Regions from separate parts of the Mus musculus genome. Here region 1 is linked to region 2. Evidence: chromatin loops called from intact Hi-C (ENCODE). Cell type or tissue: left cerebral cortex. All regions are shown on one strand.

The links. A loop is a pair of places that touch in the nucleus more often than their neighbours do. Peaks named below come from ENCODE experiments on the same cell type or tissue, not always from the same donor. Only the 100,000 strongest peaks of a DNase experiment are listed, where the experiment ranks them.
Region 1: it touches region 2 in a loop (10-fold over the local background); 2 of 42 quality-filtered maps call a loop at or near these places.

What each region holds. Positions count from the first base shown.
Region 1 is chr7:96,470,287-96,478,286 of GRCm38, forward strand. All of the region lies in intron 3 of Tenm4 (teneurin transmembrane protein 4), which reads left to right. Among named protein-coding and RNA genes, the nearest start is that of Gm15412, 130 kb to the left of the region's middle. In left cerebral cortex, no CTCF peak of the experiment used is centred here; DNase peaks (open chromatin) are centred at 4,407, 6,607, 6,873 and 7,386; H3K27ac peaks cover 1,211 bases.
Region 2 is chr7:96,561,943-96,569,942 of GRCm38, forward strand. The region is part of intron 6 of Tenm4 (teneurin transmembrane protein 4); the gene reads left to right. Among named protein-coding and RNA genes, the nearest start is that of Gm15412, 220 kb to the left of the region's middle. In left cerebral cortex, no CTCF peak of the experiment used is centred here; DNase peaks (open chromatin) are centred at 246, 4,118 and 4,516; H3K27ac peaks cover 1,155 bases.

The sequences.
Region 1 (8,000 bases), 92 kb before region 2:
GCAGCCATCCTAAGTCTGGGAGGCTTCTGGCAAGCTTGCCCCAGGAGAGTCAAGATGCTTTGTCTCTATGTTATGAAGATGAGGCTGGCAGGGAAGGGGCAGTCAGAGGCAGAACCACAGTAAGAATCCAGCGGGGAAGCCATAGAAGGGTTAATGTCAGAGGTGATAGTGATAGTGTGAACTTCATCCGGAAACCAAAAGGGTAAGCAAGTGCTCTCCTCCACCAGCCTGCTTCCTGGATGCCAGCATCATGCCCTATTTCCTGCCTTTCCTTCCTGAATGACTAAAATACATGTGATGCATGCACAACCTAACTCTGCACTATGGTTACTGAGAAGGTGCGACGCAGTACACCTCACTCACTCTGATGGCCACACACATAAGAGCTTGTCTTCACACTCATAGATGCTCATGCAGTTCTGTACTAGCTAATTTCCTTCCCGAGTCTTCTGGAAGCAGAGGCAGAGGGAAAATGAGAGAGTAAATAATTGGGAGCCTAATAATTAAAAGTACTATTGAGAAAGGATGTCTCTTGAATCTTTCTGTTTTAATTGTTTTTTTTTTAAATATAACTGACATAGATGTCTCTGAGAAGATATCGCTGATTGACAGCCTATTTGGTTATTAATAACATGTTATCAATCTGCTAGGAATACATTTCGTGTTCGGGGGAGGGCATATCTGAACAAGACTGCTGGAGTACTGGCAACAGTCTCAGATCGGGACACATGTCTGCCTTGTGGAGAGGCAGAGAACCCTGCACAGAACTGGAATTAGCAGGATAAAACAGACAGTGGGCCTGGGGATCCCAATGAGTCGAGTATCAAGGATTTGAAATGCCAGCCTCCTCCAGGGAGACCAGAGCCGTTGCTTAAATATCTAGCTTTACAGGCTGTGTGTTTTGTAAAATTGGAGGCTGCTAATAAGCAGTTCCTGGATAACATGTCTCTAAAATTATGCTAGGTGGTTTTGAAAACTATGCTTTATTTTGATATTTTCTCACTAGTAAAACTATTTATTCTTGAGGTTTTCGAAAGTACGGATAAGCAAATGGGAGAAAATGAGCCACATTAACAAAAGCATTGCTGATGTGTAGGCAAGTACACGCAGTTAAAGAAAAGGTGTAGGCAAATTAAACTTAGAGTTTATTAGAGCAAACTGCACCCCATGAGCCATGCAACACTCAGAGTCCTTGCCTGGCTGCCTGAATAAAATAGCAGAATTTGGAAGATCTGAAATAAAAGCAAAGTCAGGAAACTACCTGCCTGGTTGCAGTCTGGCATCTGCCTGTGGGGCGCGTGGTGTGTTGAGCTGGCTGGCTCTGATTGGCTGAAACCAGATGCTTATGGCTGGCTGAAACTTGGTTGTTCTTATATTTATAATGAAGAGTCGTCAGTAGTTGGTATATAAGATTTGGAAGTACAGGAACACCCTCAGGCAAACATCTTTGTGCTTCTTTAATATGTTCAGCTAGTCTTGTGATCTTCTGTTTCATTGACCAATATACATATCTTTCCCTGTATTTCCAGTATTTACCTACACAATGAGTCATTTTGTGTGGTTGCATAGTATTCCATGCCAGGGAAAGTCGAAGTTCATCTCCGTTTTTCTTCCTATTGTCTCTGTATTCTGCTCAGTGTAGATGCAATGCCTCCTCTGAGACTCCAGCAGCTGGCACTCAAAGACTCTTAAAGATTCTACAGACTCCTAGGCACTTGTACCAGTGACTCAGCATTTCTGTACCCCTAGGCACCTCTTTATGCAAATTCAAGGATGATTAGAATATCTGGAATTTAACATTTTTCAGGATATTTTGACAAACTGACCTCTGAATAATTATTTTTGCCTTATAAAGAATTTCATTGTGTCCAGAATCATTAGATAAAATAATAATGAACTATTACTACTGACCTGCTTGGCAAACTGCTCAATAATTCTTTGCTCTTTTCTTTTCTTTTTTTTTTTTTCTTAATTTCTTTCTTTTTCCTTTTCCCCCTTTTTCTGAAAATCGATTCTTCCCTCACATATCTTTAGTATGGTTCCCTCCCTCTCCTCCTCCCAGTTCTTTCCACACCTCCCTTCCCACCCAGATCCACTTCCTTTCTGTCTCTCATTAGAAAAGAAGAGGCTTCTAAGGGATAATAATAAAATCTAACAAAAGAAAATATTAGACGATAAAAATGAAAACTCTCACATGGACAGGACAAACCAACAGTAGGAAAAGAGCCCAAGAGAAGGCACACGAATCAGAGTCTCACTCACTTGCACACTCAGGAATCACATAAAAACACTAAACCGGAAGCCATAATATAAACACAGAGGCTCAGGTGCAGGCCCTATGCAGGTTGCTTCAGTCTCTGTGAGCCTCTTCCCACCTCCTCTTCCATGGGGTTCCCTGAGCTCTGAGAGGAGGGATTTGATGAAAACATCCCATTTAGAATTGTGTGTAATGCCTGGCTGTGGGTCTCTGTATTTGTCCCGTCTGCTGCAGGAGGGAACCTCTCTGACGATGGCTGAACAGGGCACTGATCTGAGTACAGCAGAATAACATTAGGGCTCATTTTATCACTCTGTTTCCCACTTTTTTGTTTTATTGTTTTTAAGACCAGTATTACTTGGTTTTACCCGAGGTCCTTGGGATATCCAGTCTTCAATTCTTGGTTATCGCACACCAATAAGAAGTATTGAATGTAGGTTCTACCTGATAGAGTGGGCCTTCAATCAAATTAGATATGGGTTGGCTACTCCCACAAGCTTTCTGGCACCATTGCCCTAGTATATCTTGCAAGAGGTACACCATTGTGAATGAAAGGGTTTGTGACTGGCACAGTGTATATCTTTCCATTTTGGTACTGTGCAGGAAGGGTATCTTCCGGTACCAAAGATTTTGGGGAAGGCTCTAAGTAGGTACCAGTACAACCACTCAGAAGTCAATGAGTTAGATAGCTGTTATCTTCAGCAATGGGGCCTTGGGAATGTATTTTTAGAAAGAGAGAAAGATCCGTTTGAAGTCAAAGAAAGACAGACCTGAACATAATGGTTGACATGGAGCTGTCCTATATTAATCAGGTCCTAGCAAAAAAATCCTTTACACCATCATATGAGGTTCTCAGGCTGGGGAGGGGGAAAATGATGTTAAGCATAGGGAGAAGTAAGGACAGCCACTAAAGTTAGTGAAACAGCTAAGAAACTATCCTCCGAGGCTCAATGGACAGAGAAAAGGGCAGGTACTGGCCTAGGAGACAGTTGTATCTGTAGTTATGACTCAACCAGGGAGATGGGGAGATGATGTCTCAGAGGTTAAGAGCACTGGCTGCTCTTCCAGAGGTTCTGAGTTCAATTCATAGCAACCACTTAGTAACTCATAACCATCTATAATGTGATCTGGTAATATATAATAAATAAATCTTAAAACAAACAAACAGAAATATTCAATCAGGGGTTATGCACTCTCCTACATAGGAACTTAGCTCCTGCTAATCCAATACCCAGAGAGTAGTCATCCAGAGAAGACATCCAGCTTCATGCTCTGAACTGTCTCAGACTTCCTACCTGTGCCTCTTATTGGATCCATCTAGAAGCCATGAGGAGACCCGCTGATCTGCTCATGGTTAGGACACAGATTCCCATGCACGGAGCGGTCTGGAAAAGGGGCAGAAAGAAGAGGCGCAGTGGCCTCAGCCTTAGCTGCAAGCACGGGCAGCTTCATTTTTGCTGCTGTTGTCTTTACAGTCAGAAGGATGAAGGAAGAATGGAGCAAAGGGGAAAAATTGAAGATGCTGACAGTGTCCTCTATTGCTGTAGGGGTGTGTGAAAAAGTAGTATGTGTCAGTATGACCGCACTGGGAGCTTCCCAAACTAGGCTTACTTTTTGTCCCCTCTTGCAAGCCACTCCCAGTGTTTGAAAGATGTTGTTATTGGTTTTGTTGTTGTTGTTGTTGTTTTGTTTTGTTTTGTTTTGTTTTGCAATACCTGGGCCAAAGAGCAAAGGAAGGATAAACTGATGGGAGAGGGGAGCCTGGTTTGTCTTATGTAACTCACATCCTCGTGAGAGTTCCATTTGCTTTTATTTTAAGAAGTACCATTTATGAACCCTCTGGGGGGTTAAAGAGCAGAGGAGATGAGGATTCGATGTCAATAGGAAAATCGCTTAGCTCCCGGGATAAATGATGCTTCTGTTTGGGCTTTCTGTTTTTCAAAAGGACCATCTGTTTTCATAAACAGAAATGAGCCTCTCTAGCCACGTTTCCCTCCATAACCCTCTGTCTCTTTGCACAAATGACAGTATTCCCTTCGTGATTCATTCCTGGAGACAGTCCTCTGAGCTAAGCGCGGCTGCTAAATCTGCGCTTGAGTTCTCACCGAGCCCCACGTGGTTCCCACTCGGGCAGCAACTGTGGTTGGATGGCAGCTTTTGTATCTCCAGAGCCAGAGATGGCACACACTTGGCTTGCCAATGGCTCTGCGTCAGGCTTGAAGCAGGGGCTTTTCCTATTCTTGGGAACATCCAAAGTCTTCGAGGGAGTCCAATAAGTGATACTCCTCCCTCCCCGAATTTGGATGCACTTACTGAGAGGCAAAGAGTGGCAGATGGAAGCCAAGATACCATGTTGATTGCTTGGGATGAATAACTTAGTTCAGTCTGGGTGCCAAACAGACTTGGTAATTGGATTCAGAGTTAGGCAGACTGACCCATCTGGTCACGGGCAGTGATGGGTGGAGCAGAAGAAGAGCCAGCTCCTTGGAACAAGAAGAGGTGTGTGCCAACTGCCAGGCCTTACATGGTACTTGAATGAGCTAAGTTCACTCCTTGTTTATTGCTGCTATGACTCATGGCACTGCTTATGGCTGAAGGGACAGAGGGACTGCCGTGGCTCTCCTTCTCATGGAAGTTAGCATTAGAAATCAGGGATAGGTGTGGTACATCCCTATAATCACAGGACTTGAAAGGCTGTGGAAGAGGACCATATGTTTTAGGCCAGCCTGGAGTGTGAAGTAAGAATTTGTCTCAAACAAATAAACAAAGTATGTCAAAAACAAAGGCTGAGATGTAGCTCAGTGGTAGTTCACTTGCCCAGAGGCATGAGGCCAGTGCCCTGAGTTCTATCCCAACAGCATAAGCATACCCACCCACCCTCACGTACACACATTAACAATAACAACAACAACAAATCGCATTAGAACTTATGATGAAAATTTCTTCCCAAAGAGACCTCTGAGTAGCTTGGAAGTTAGAATATGGCTTTGCATGAGCCTCGTCCATGGCATATTCTATGGATGCCTACAGTTTTTGGTGTGCATTTATTTAATACATTAATTGAGCAAACATGCATGACCAAGATGAAAGGATGGTCCTTGATTCACAACACAACAGGAAGCTGCTGAAAGATTCTGAATAAGGGGAAAGCATAATTTCAGATTTGTGTTTTTGAAGAAGTACTCTCTTTCTTCTCTTCTTGTCTTTTCCTGTCTCTCTCTTGTACCCTCTCTTCTTCCTTCCACTCTACATAATAGAAAAAAGTGTCTGAGTAGGGTGATGGAGCCAAAGGTTCCTGCTACTAAGAAGAAATGCAGCAATGCCCAGGACACAATTGGAATCAGAAGAAGGGCACAGATGAACACATGAGCATGGGATATGTAGATGGAGCTGAATGGGTGGGCTGGAGGGCCGGTGTTGGTGTAAGAACCAGTGGGAGAGTGAGAAGATTTAAGAGCTGTGTTCTTATCTGAGTGACCGGATAGATGGAGATCCAGCTAGGGAGGGCCAGGCTGGGCACCTGCTTGAATAATCAGCTGAATGAATAGAAACTAGGCTCCTTGGTGTCTCTTTTAGAAGCTACATTGGACTACACTTTATCCTCGTGTGCCTATGGCATATCTGGTTCACACCTTCTGACTGTAGAACATCATTCAGAGGGTTTCATGTTACCCTCTTTTAGCTTCATTTATGTTACTGAAACACTCAGAACCAGCTTCCTCACGCCCCAAAGCAACTTAGGAAAGAAAGAGTGTGTGCTTTATACCTCCAGGTTGAAGTCCACCATTAAAAGGAAATCAAAGCAGGAACTTAAAGGGACTTCATGTATAACTTCCACAGTTAGGAGCAAAGAGAAACTAATATAGCCACGCTGCCTTTGCTTAATATTCAGCCAGCTTTCTCCAGTCTTATACAGTCCAGAGCACACCCCATAAAATGGTGCCTCCCATATTCAAGGTATATCTTCCTGCATCAATTCACAGTCAAGACAACCCCCCACAGACATGTCCACCATCCAAATTCTTGTAGGTAAGTCTTTGATTGAGACGTTGCTCAACGGGGGTTCTAGGTTGTGGCAAGTTTGGCATTGAAAACTAACCATCACACCCTCCAAAGGACATTCCTTAAGTGAGGGAATCACTGTGGAGCTTGTTCGGGAGTTGTCACTTGTGTTTTGCCTTGTGACAAACACTGGGTAAGGATGAAGTATCCAGCATCAACAGTCAGGCTGATGATTCGCCCAAAGGCTGCGTCTTCTCTGCTCAGTAGCTTCTCTGATTGTTTTAGGTTACATTCCTCTGTTGTCTGATTCATTATCCATGCCATGTGGCTCCCACCCTAGGATAGAACTCAAGTTCCTATGTTGTCCTCCCCCTCTTCCACTTCTTCCTCCCTCAGTGATTTTTAAAGCATGCTGCTTAACCAGCCCATGGGCTCGCCACCTTTTAACAGTAGCCCATGATTGCTCTTTTGACCAAAGGCTTTGTGGGAGCACTAAGCACTTACTTCCTACTCTGTAGCTTCTTCATAGCCTGGTCTTCTTCCAATCTTGGAACAAAATCCCCACGTGTCCTAGCTCTTAAAATAATCTGTGAAAATGGAAAGAACCACTTTTCCACCACCCCCCTTCCTTGAGAATGTCTAAATATACAGTTGTGCCCACGGAGGCTGTAGCATTTCACGCAAATGGCATAGTTCTGTGTGTCTGCTGGCCGAGGCATGCTGGTATTTGAAGGGCATTTGTAGATTGCTGAGTTTTAGCCTCAGTTCAGCCTCCACCTCGCTAACAAGAACATCTCCCTATTCTGAGCTTTCAGTTCCTCACCTCTAATTACTTCTGCTTTGACACACACTTACATTATGGAAAATGAAGAAGTACTTCATGGGCCTGAGCCTGGTGACACCAATGACCCAGGGTCCCATGTACGACTGAAACTCACTTGAGCCTTTGCCCAGATGAGTACAAGTCCCTGTGGTTTTCTTGAGATCCCCTTCTGGACCCCTCCTACAACTGAGGAAAGTTGCACTGCCCTCCTGACCTCAGACCACACAAAGGTATCTTGGACTCTTCTTCCATCATCTTGCTAGCATAGGACTGCACCACAAGGCACCACAAAATTGGTAACTTCCACTACTCACAGTTACCATCTGAAGGCTGGGACACTCAGCCAGGTGTCACAGGCTGCTAATGTCTCTACTCATCCTCTCCCTTAGCCTCTGCCAGTCTCTGTCAGCTGTGGTACTCCTGGGCCAGTAGATAAGATGCTTCACTCTGGTCCCTCTGTCTTCCCACCTCAAGATGTTGCCCAGGGGCTCACCTGCTGGCCCAAATTTCTGTTTATTTGTTCCAGGCCCATACTACCTAGATTTGACCTCATCCTCAATTATCTGACTGCCTCCACCATGACCCCATTTCAAGATAAGATCCCGTGACTGAGGTGCCAGGAGTTGGAATATCAACATGAGAACTTTGAGTAGGTGTACCATAGACCACCTGAATGTGAAAAAGCCCAGGGTGGTCAGAGCTACTGCTGCAGCTTACCCCAGCTTGCCTCCCAGACACTGAGAGGTAGCTATCTGTTCAGTGTCAGAACCCTGAAGTAGTGAACAAAAAAAGAACAGAAGCTGGGGCTGGAGAAGAGAATTAGTGAGTAAGAATGGTTATTATACAAGGGTGAAGAACTAAGTTCAAATCCCTAGCATGCCCCAACTTTACCCTGTGTTGTATGCTAGAGAAATGTGG
Region 2 (8,000 bases):
CCGAATTCCTTCCCAAGATAGTTGGGAGGCATTTTCCTCCTTGTGTAATAAGCTCTGCTTTGTCCAGGGCAAGTTGGTTCCTTAGCCTGTTTGAACATCATCTCACTCAAGATGAAAGAATAGCCAGTAGTGGGAAGAGAGCCTTCTGCTCAGGAGAGCATAGTTGCAGCCTCAGCATCCAGAGACAATCTGGTTTCAGAACTAGGCTGTCACTAGCCCTTGTGCGATGCCAGACCAGTTACTTCTCTTCTCTGAGCACCAGCTAGTCAAATGGGGACTCGGGTCTCAGTCAGTGGCGTGGCATGGAAGGAGGATCTCAGCCACATAGCAACTGGGGAGTTTTATGCAAATTACTGAAGTTCAGTGAGGCTCGGTTTCCCCGCCTGCAGCTTTGGGATGAGCTCCTATTTCCTAAGGATATAATGAGAGCAGAAAAGAGCTCTCCATGGAGAATATATGGCACTGTTCTCCAGGCAGGGCACGATAACCAACTGTGAAATAAACTCTACGACTTAGGAGCGTTGTTGAAATAATAAATGAACTAGAGAGATGCAGGAGGAAAGACACAGCACAGAGCCAGATGGGTTGACTTCAGAGTTCAGGTTTTTCTAAGTCTAAAGGGCCAGTGAGACGTCTTAGCAGGTAAAAGTGGTTGCCATATTAGCCTGACCACCCAAGCTTGGTTTCTTAAACCCACAGTGGAAGGAGAGACCCAGCTCCTACAAGTTCTTGCCTGACCTCCACGTGTATGTGGTGACACATACACCGTATGGATGCATTCTTGCCCTCACATCACACACATAATAAGATATGATTTTTTAAAGACTTTTAAAAAATGCTCCACACATAACTGGATTCTCCAAATGTTAATTCCCTTACTTTTTAAAGACCCTTTAGTAGAAAAATTCCATGATTCACTTCATGATGGGTTTGATCAAAAACCATTAGCCTACTATCTGGGCAGAGTTTTGGGTTCTGTGATCTATTAGGCTGACTCTAAAATCTCTGAGCTTGTAATATAACACTGGGCCCCCTGGCCTGTGGAACCAGTCTTCCCTTCCTTCTGTGCCTCCGATGTGAATGTGGGAATAGATGACTAATAAGCCTAAGGTGGCCACGAACTGGGAGGGTGGCAAGAAAGGCATCCTCAAACAGGAAATGCTGCCCTGGAGGCTGGATGAGTCACAAGCCACCTGGACCACTCTGCTCGGGCAGAGGACCCTGGGGCACATATTTCAGAATACCACATGTAGCAAGCTAGCATGGCAAGTAGTATCTCCCAAACCCTTACCACAATTAAATTTCACACTAATTGCCCAGGTAGATGGACCACCATGTAGAAACTGCTTTCATTCCTTTGACCTCATTGTGTGGGGGAAACACGGGGTAGACAAAAGGTAAAGGGGGCCCAAGGGGCTCATATGGCCTTGATACATGAAGCTTGATGTGGGCAGGATGACACTTGTTAGCCTTGGGATCTCTGGAGCCAGGTTCAGGGGAAGCCCAGAACAAACCTCCCTAAATGATTTAGAGAAGATGAGGCCCTCCCCCAAACTTCACTCAGTGACAAGGAAGGCCAGCTGTCTCTGATAGGGAAGCAGCCATGCAGAGAAGAAGAGCACCCCCAGCAGTGAGGGGGCTGGGTCTGACTGCTGGCTGGGTGTACTGTTTATCAAATAGCTAGCGTTTGTTATGGCTGGAGCTTTAAGGAGCTAAGAGGTGGGCTAAAGGGAAGCCAGGCTCCCTGATGGTGTGGATAAGGCTGAATCACTGACTTGTATGCAGTGGTTTCTTCTGAAAGTGATAGGAAACCAACTGAAGTTTTACCAGGGAGAAAGAAAAGATCCCACCTGCTTCACACTAGGCTGCATCTAGTGAGACCTTACTCTCAAGATGACAATTGCCTTTGGGTTTGCACAACAAAGCAATCCAGCAGAGAAACCCCACTGGTGTAGCTGGAAGCTGTATTCAGAACGCACTGGCTTGACTCACTGGGGATCTCAGGACCCATCTGCTAAACTTGGACTAGAGGTCAAGTCAGTTACTTGTATATATATCTTCTGCCCCCTTGTATTGATAAAACTGAATTGGTCTGAGTTTTCGAGAGAACAGAGATTCAGGCACAGAGAAGAGCCCATGCCTTGTTCAGGAGGTATACTTTCAGGGCAGTGGGGACAAGATGAAATGAGGCAAAGGTGATACCCAGAAGAAAGGTGATATGCTGCCATGCTAATTAGCACTTCATGGTGAGCTGCAGGGACATTCCTGGCCTCTACTCAGTAGGCCTGCTCACTAGGTCCCTGCCAACTATATAGACAAGCCATGCTTCCAGAGGGAAGGAAGGAAGGGAAAACAGAAAGACAAACAATTGAGGGTAGAAGACCTCAGTGAGCACCAAGAAGGTCAAACTGGCCACATCCTGCAGGTAGATCGTTTCACTCCAGCAGGTGAAGACAACAGGAGAATCAGCAAAGGTGCTGTGTTGGATAGTCTTATATCAACTTAGCATAAACAAGAGCCATCTGAGAGACAGGAACCTCCACTGAGAAAAATGCCTCCAGGAGATAGGGCTTGTGGGCAACCCCATGAGATGGTTTTCTTCAATAATGATTGATGTGGGAGGGCCCAGTTCCCTGTGGGTGGAGCCATCCCTGAGCTGGTGGTCCTGGATGCTTTATGAATGCAGGCTGAGCAAGTCATGAGGAGCAAGCCAGGAAGCAGCATTTATCCATGGCTTCTGCCTCCCACCCTGGCTTCTTTTGATGATGGACTATGATGTGGAAGTATAAGCTGAATTAAACCCTTTCCTCCCTAAGTTTCTTTTGTTCGTGGTGTTCATCATAGCACTAGACAGGTGCATAAACTGCCATCAGCACCATTTGTTCTGCATGGAATCAGAAGTGTTCCCCGAAGGTTCATGTTCTGAATATTTGGCATGAAGACTATGACATGATTTGGGAGGTTCTGTAGCACTGAGGAGTGAAGCGCGACTGAATGAAGTGGTTCACTGCAGGGTGGGTTTTTGAGGTATATCATCTCTACCTACTTCGAGTGATGCTCTCTCTGCTTCCTCCCCACCATGATGTGAATCATTCTGGAAAGTCTTCCTTGTTAAGGGAAACCCAAACCTCTAAAACTATGATCCAAGATAAACCGTTCTGCCCTTAAGTTGTCTGATGGAGGTATTTTGGTCAGAGCAATGCCAAGTAATCATTAATGCACTGGGGTTAACTATTCCCTCTCCCTCCTTCTTCCTGCCCTTCCCTCTCCCTTTTGCTCATAAATTCTACATTGGTTAATAAGGGTGTCCCTAATTCCTGCTATCTATCATGCACATTTACAGTAAGCCAGGCAGTATGGGTGCTTTGTTTCATTTAATTGCCCCATTCAGTTTGTAAAGCCATTTGTTATTAGCATTTTATAAATGGTTAAAATGAGATCTTAAAAGTTTTAATAATTTGCCAGGCAGGAAGTCCCAGGGTTCACGTCTAAGCCAGAGCTGTCTAAATCCAAAGCCTGAGCCACTTACTGTATTGGCTCATGGAGACAGGAATACAAAGTGATTTGAAGGGATGACTACCAATGCTTTTGCAGGTTAAAATGATATGGTTGTACCAGACTTACCTTTCCAGAAAAACATAGTTACCCACACTTAAGCTCAGACTCTGGAGCCACGTTGTCTGGGTTTGAACCCCATCACTTTCTCTACATGCTGGCAAAGTCCCTTCGTTTCTCTATCCCTTCTGTTTTCTTGTCTGTAAACTGGGGATAATGCTGCTCTCTGCTACACAGGAATGCTGTAAGGATTCCGTGAGTAAATAAAGTCATAGCAGGTCACATTATTTGGCACATAGGAGATACTGTGTGGGTATATACTATTATTATTAATTGCACAGCACTTCCTGGATGATAACATGAAGATTTGCAGGATTCTAAGAGGTATCTATGAGGCTCTTCTTTGGGTAGAAGTGCTCACACATCTGGATCGAGGCAGAGATGGGATTCAACTCCAGGTCTCTCTGACTCCACACCCACGCATGGCTGCTCATGGTTCCATCTGGCAGCCAGTCAGCTTGGCTCTCATTCCAGGGATGATTCCCAGGTACCCGGGCCAAGTCTAAGGGCTCCAATAAGCCTGGTTTTTCTCCAGGACTCTTCTCCCAGGCTGCTCCGTGAGAAACTGCCACCCCATTTAAGAAGTACACTTCCCTTCAAATAAATAGGCAACCCCTTCATGTTTTGAACACTAAAGAGTAGTTTTCTCTCCGCCCCCAACTCTACAGCCTGGCTCCTAAATGAGTTTGCTACACTTAGTTTTGTAGTACCCTAACTACAAAATAAATTGCTTTTGCGGAATACACCTCTACGAAGGGAGTAAGGACAGTGTGTGGAACAACCCAGGTTCAAAGCAGGGTATAAACAGAGGGAAATGGTTCGCAATTCCAGCTCCTTGCAAAGATGGGAGAGGGAGGAGAGAAGAGCCATCTTGGGTGTGAAGTGGGTGGTGAAAATGCAGAAGCCACTCCAAGTGGGAAACAAATGGGCTGGAGGCAGAAGGCAGGCAGCAGTGAGAATCCAGGCATCCTTTAGCTGGTAGCTAAGAGAGAGTGTGTGCTTACACACAAGTGTTACAATACGAGACCCAGGGTACCTGACATCTCTGGGCCCTTGTACCTTGGCTCAGACATAGAAATGGAGACAGTTATTAAGAAAGGGAAAGCCCTCCAAAGAACGGGAGTGAGCCGGGAAGCCGAGGCAAGAGCATGCACTCAAAAGAGCAGAACCACAGGGACTCGTGGTCCCTCATTGGTCTTTTCCACACCAACTACCTTCCCACATTTGTGTGTCAGGGCGGTTTCCAAGCATGACCTGTTCTTTATGTGTAGGCCACATAAGGGAAGGGATTCCAGCCTCTCTCTGACAACTGATTTCTTTCCTATGTTAACTTTGCTATAGCTTTTTCTAGTCCCTCCTCCTCCTGTCACACAGAAACTGCCTTCTTCCTGGCTGTACCCTCCACCTTCGCACTTACAACGTCAGCACTACTGTTAGTAAAGCTAAAGGATGGGTTGTATTTGCAAAAAATATTTATGCCACATTTCCCTCAGGTAGAAATGAAAAGGTCTTAGAAATCGGCCCCAGTAGCCTGGCCATTATTATTCACTTTTAGAACAAGCAGAACAACCCACAATAAATAACTCTTCAATACCTGCAATCCCATAAATGGCTCTACCGTCATCCAGCTCTGAACTCTGACAGTGAAGTTAGAACTTAAAGCAGGTGTTGGGACACACCCACAGTTCAGTGACACCCTGGTGGGGCCAGCATACAGCAGGATTCACTGCCCAAATGTATGATCCAAGAGACGGCAAAGCTTCTATGCCGAAGGCATACGGGGCAGAGTGAGGAAGAAGCCAGCTCCAAGCGTCCCTTTGCTGAGTGACAAGTGCTCGTGAGTTATAATGACATCCACATGGTGCCATCTTCCAGGGAAATGCAGGAGAGACCTAGAGCCCGAGGTTTGGATCAGGGGATTGATCATCTAGGTAACACCTGAAATTCCAGACTCAGAAACAATACAGGTGTTTAACATGAGCACATTAAGCAGCCCTGGCATCAAGACACTCTTATGATTCAGGGAGGGGCTGTTTATCAGCAGGTTCCCAGACTAGTCAGGATCATCCTTGCAAGCAGAAGAAGTCTCTAAGATGCAACGTCAGGTCTGCTGTGGGTTAGCTCTTTTGCATGCTGCCCTTAGATTAGCCTCCTGCTTGATCAAAGAATGATCCAAGCAGACCACCTGGTACATACTTCTCAGGACAGCATTGACGTTTTTTTAACACTCTCTGTCCTTACACACACTCTTAACCAGTGGCTGTACGTTTTAGCTGGGAGAACTTGCCTGGCGAGGAACACTGGATGCTAGTACAGGGAAGAAGGGAAGAAGAAATGAAATGATGTCTCTTCAAAGAAAGCAACTTGTGTTTAAACGAATCTCGCAGTAGGAGCATGTTTCTAGGTGTGTGGTAGTGGGTGGGTTAAGCTGGGCAGAACAGTGCAGAAATCTTTCTTTGTTTTGACTATGCAGTGGACTAGCTTGCTGCAGGAAGTCAGGGGTGGTCTCAACCTAGGGGTTCATAGTACAGAGGAGACAGTGGACAGCCCCTACATAGCCACCTTGCAGAAGGACACCTCAGTGCTGGGATGAGCACTGAGTGGCCAGCAGCCAGCCAATCAGGGAAGAACTGCCACAGAACCATGGGAAGAAGCAGCTGTCCCTAATACTAGGCAGCGTGGGCGCTGTTTGACGCTTTGTGGTTTGGATGATGCTTTTGGGCTTTGCCTGAATTCAGAAATGACCCCAGGGTGTCCTTGTCTTTGGCTTCATCTACTGTAAGTCACAGAATTGTCTGGAGCTGGAGTATAAAAGGGTGTTGGTTGCTTATATCCAACAGGAAAATGCCACAGTCTGTGTAAGCTGAGGGTGTCAGGCCAGTTCCTGGTCACCACACAATTCTTTTTTTTCCCCCTCTTTTATCTCTATAATTTACTTTTCTCAATGAAATGGCAGGGTACCCAGCAAGAGTCATTTAAGGGAAGGAGAATGTCTTCTAGCTCAGAGTTCAAGCGTGCAGTCCTTCGAGGTGGGAAGGCATCTGAGACAGCGGGTCACTTTGCATCCACAGTCAGGAAGCAGACAGGGACAAAGGCTGGCCATCCTCTTATTTCCTCTGCTTTATTTGGTCTTGTCCTCTAGCTCATTGAATAGGTACTTGGACTTATGGTGGCTCTTCCTACCTCAGTTAGTGACAGTCGAGAAACTCTTACACAGACGGCCAGACAGTCTTGATCCTCCCAGGCTGATGATGAGTATTAACCATTATAGTATGCCAAACCAAAAATAAAGAATAGAACATTGATAACAGGTAGGAGAACCTGCATTGAAAGCCTTCAGTGAACTGTATGTATCCTTCACAAATTCCAATGTTCAGGGGACATAATAATAAAAAATGGCTTATTTAATAATAGTATAATTATACTACTGAATTAAGTGCTATTAAAATTTATTTAATAATATATATTCTGCAGTAATTATTACAGGCCAAGTATAAATATACTCTTTAAAAACCCTTATTTTACCTTCTTGTCTCTATAAAACTGCTATGTTCTTTTGGAGCAGATAAGAAAATAGGAACTGAGACATGTTAGGCACCAATCATGCGATCACTAATTTAATAAGTGGCAGGGACCAAGTTCAAGCATAGATATCTGCATGACTCCACATTCTCGTCACTGCCTGGAGCACTGTTGACTTGCAGATGTCATGGATATTGAAAGACATGGCTGGCCAAGCTGTTTTCATGAGCCTAGAGTAAAACCTTTGTGACAAATTTGATGCATGTTCACAGACAGGGAATATACAGGAGCCCCAAAAGGCAGAGGGGAAGTTCCTCGGAGCAGCTATCATAGCTGAACCAAGTGAGCTGGTTGCTGCTGGGTATCCTCAGAAAGCAAGGTAAGGATTTGTCTATTGTTTGTTCCTATGTAGCTGGCTAATTAGTCTAAAAAGTGCCGCCCATTATTGATCAGTTTTGTATTCCACCACAATGATGTCTTAATGAAGCCCACAGTCTACAGCTCAAAAATGGGGTGAAAACTTTAAAGCGGATGTGATAGTTAACCTTGCTGTCCCCTTCGGGGGTACAGGACAGTCTCATGAGGGTATTCTTCAATGAGCCTTTTAACTATGCCTCATGGTTAAATGCATCCTTTTTTCTTTACATTTAACCTTTTTCACAGGTCTGTGTATGTCTTGGCAAAACTGTAGCATATGCATCTTCATGGGTTCAGAGCCTGGACATGAGAGTCCATGAATACACATGGGTTTGAAGGTATTCATCATATATCCTGCCCATCATGCCCATTATTTGAGAATGCTAGCTAGAGATCCAGGAGAATGCAAGATATAGAACTCTTACACAGAATACAAGACTGAGTAC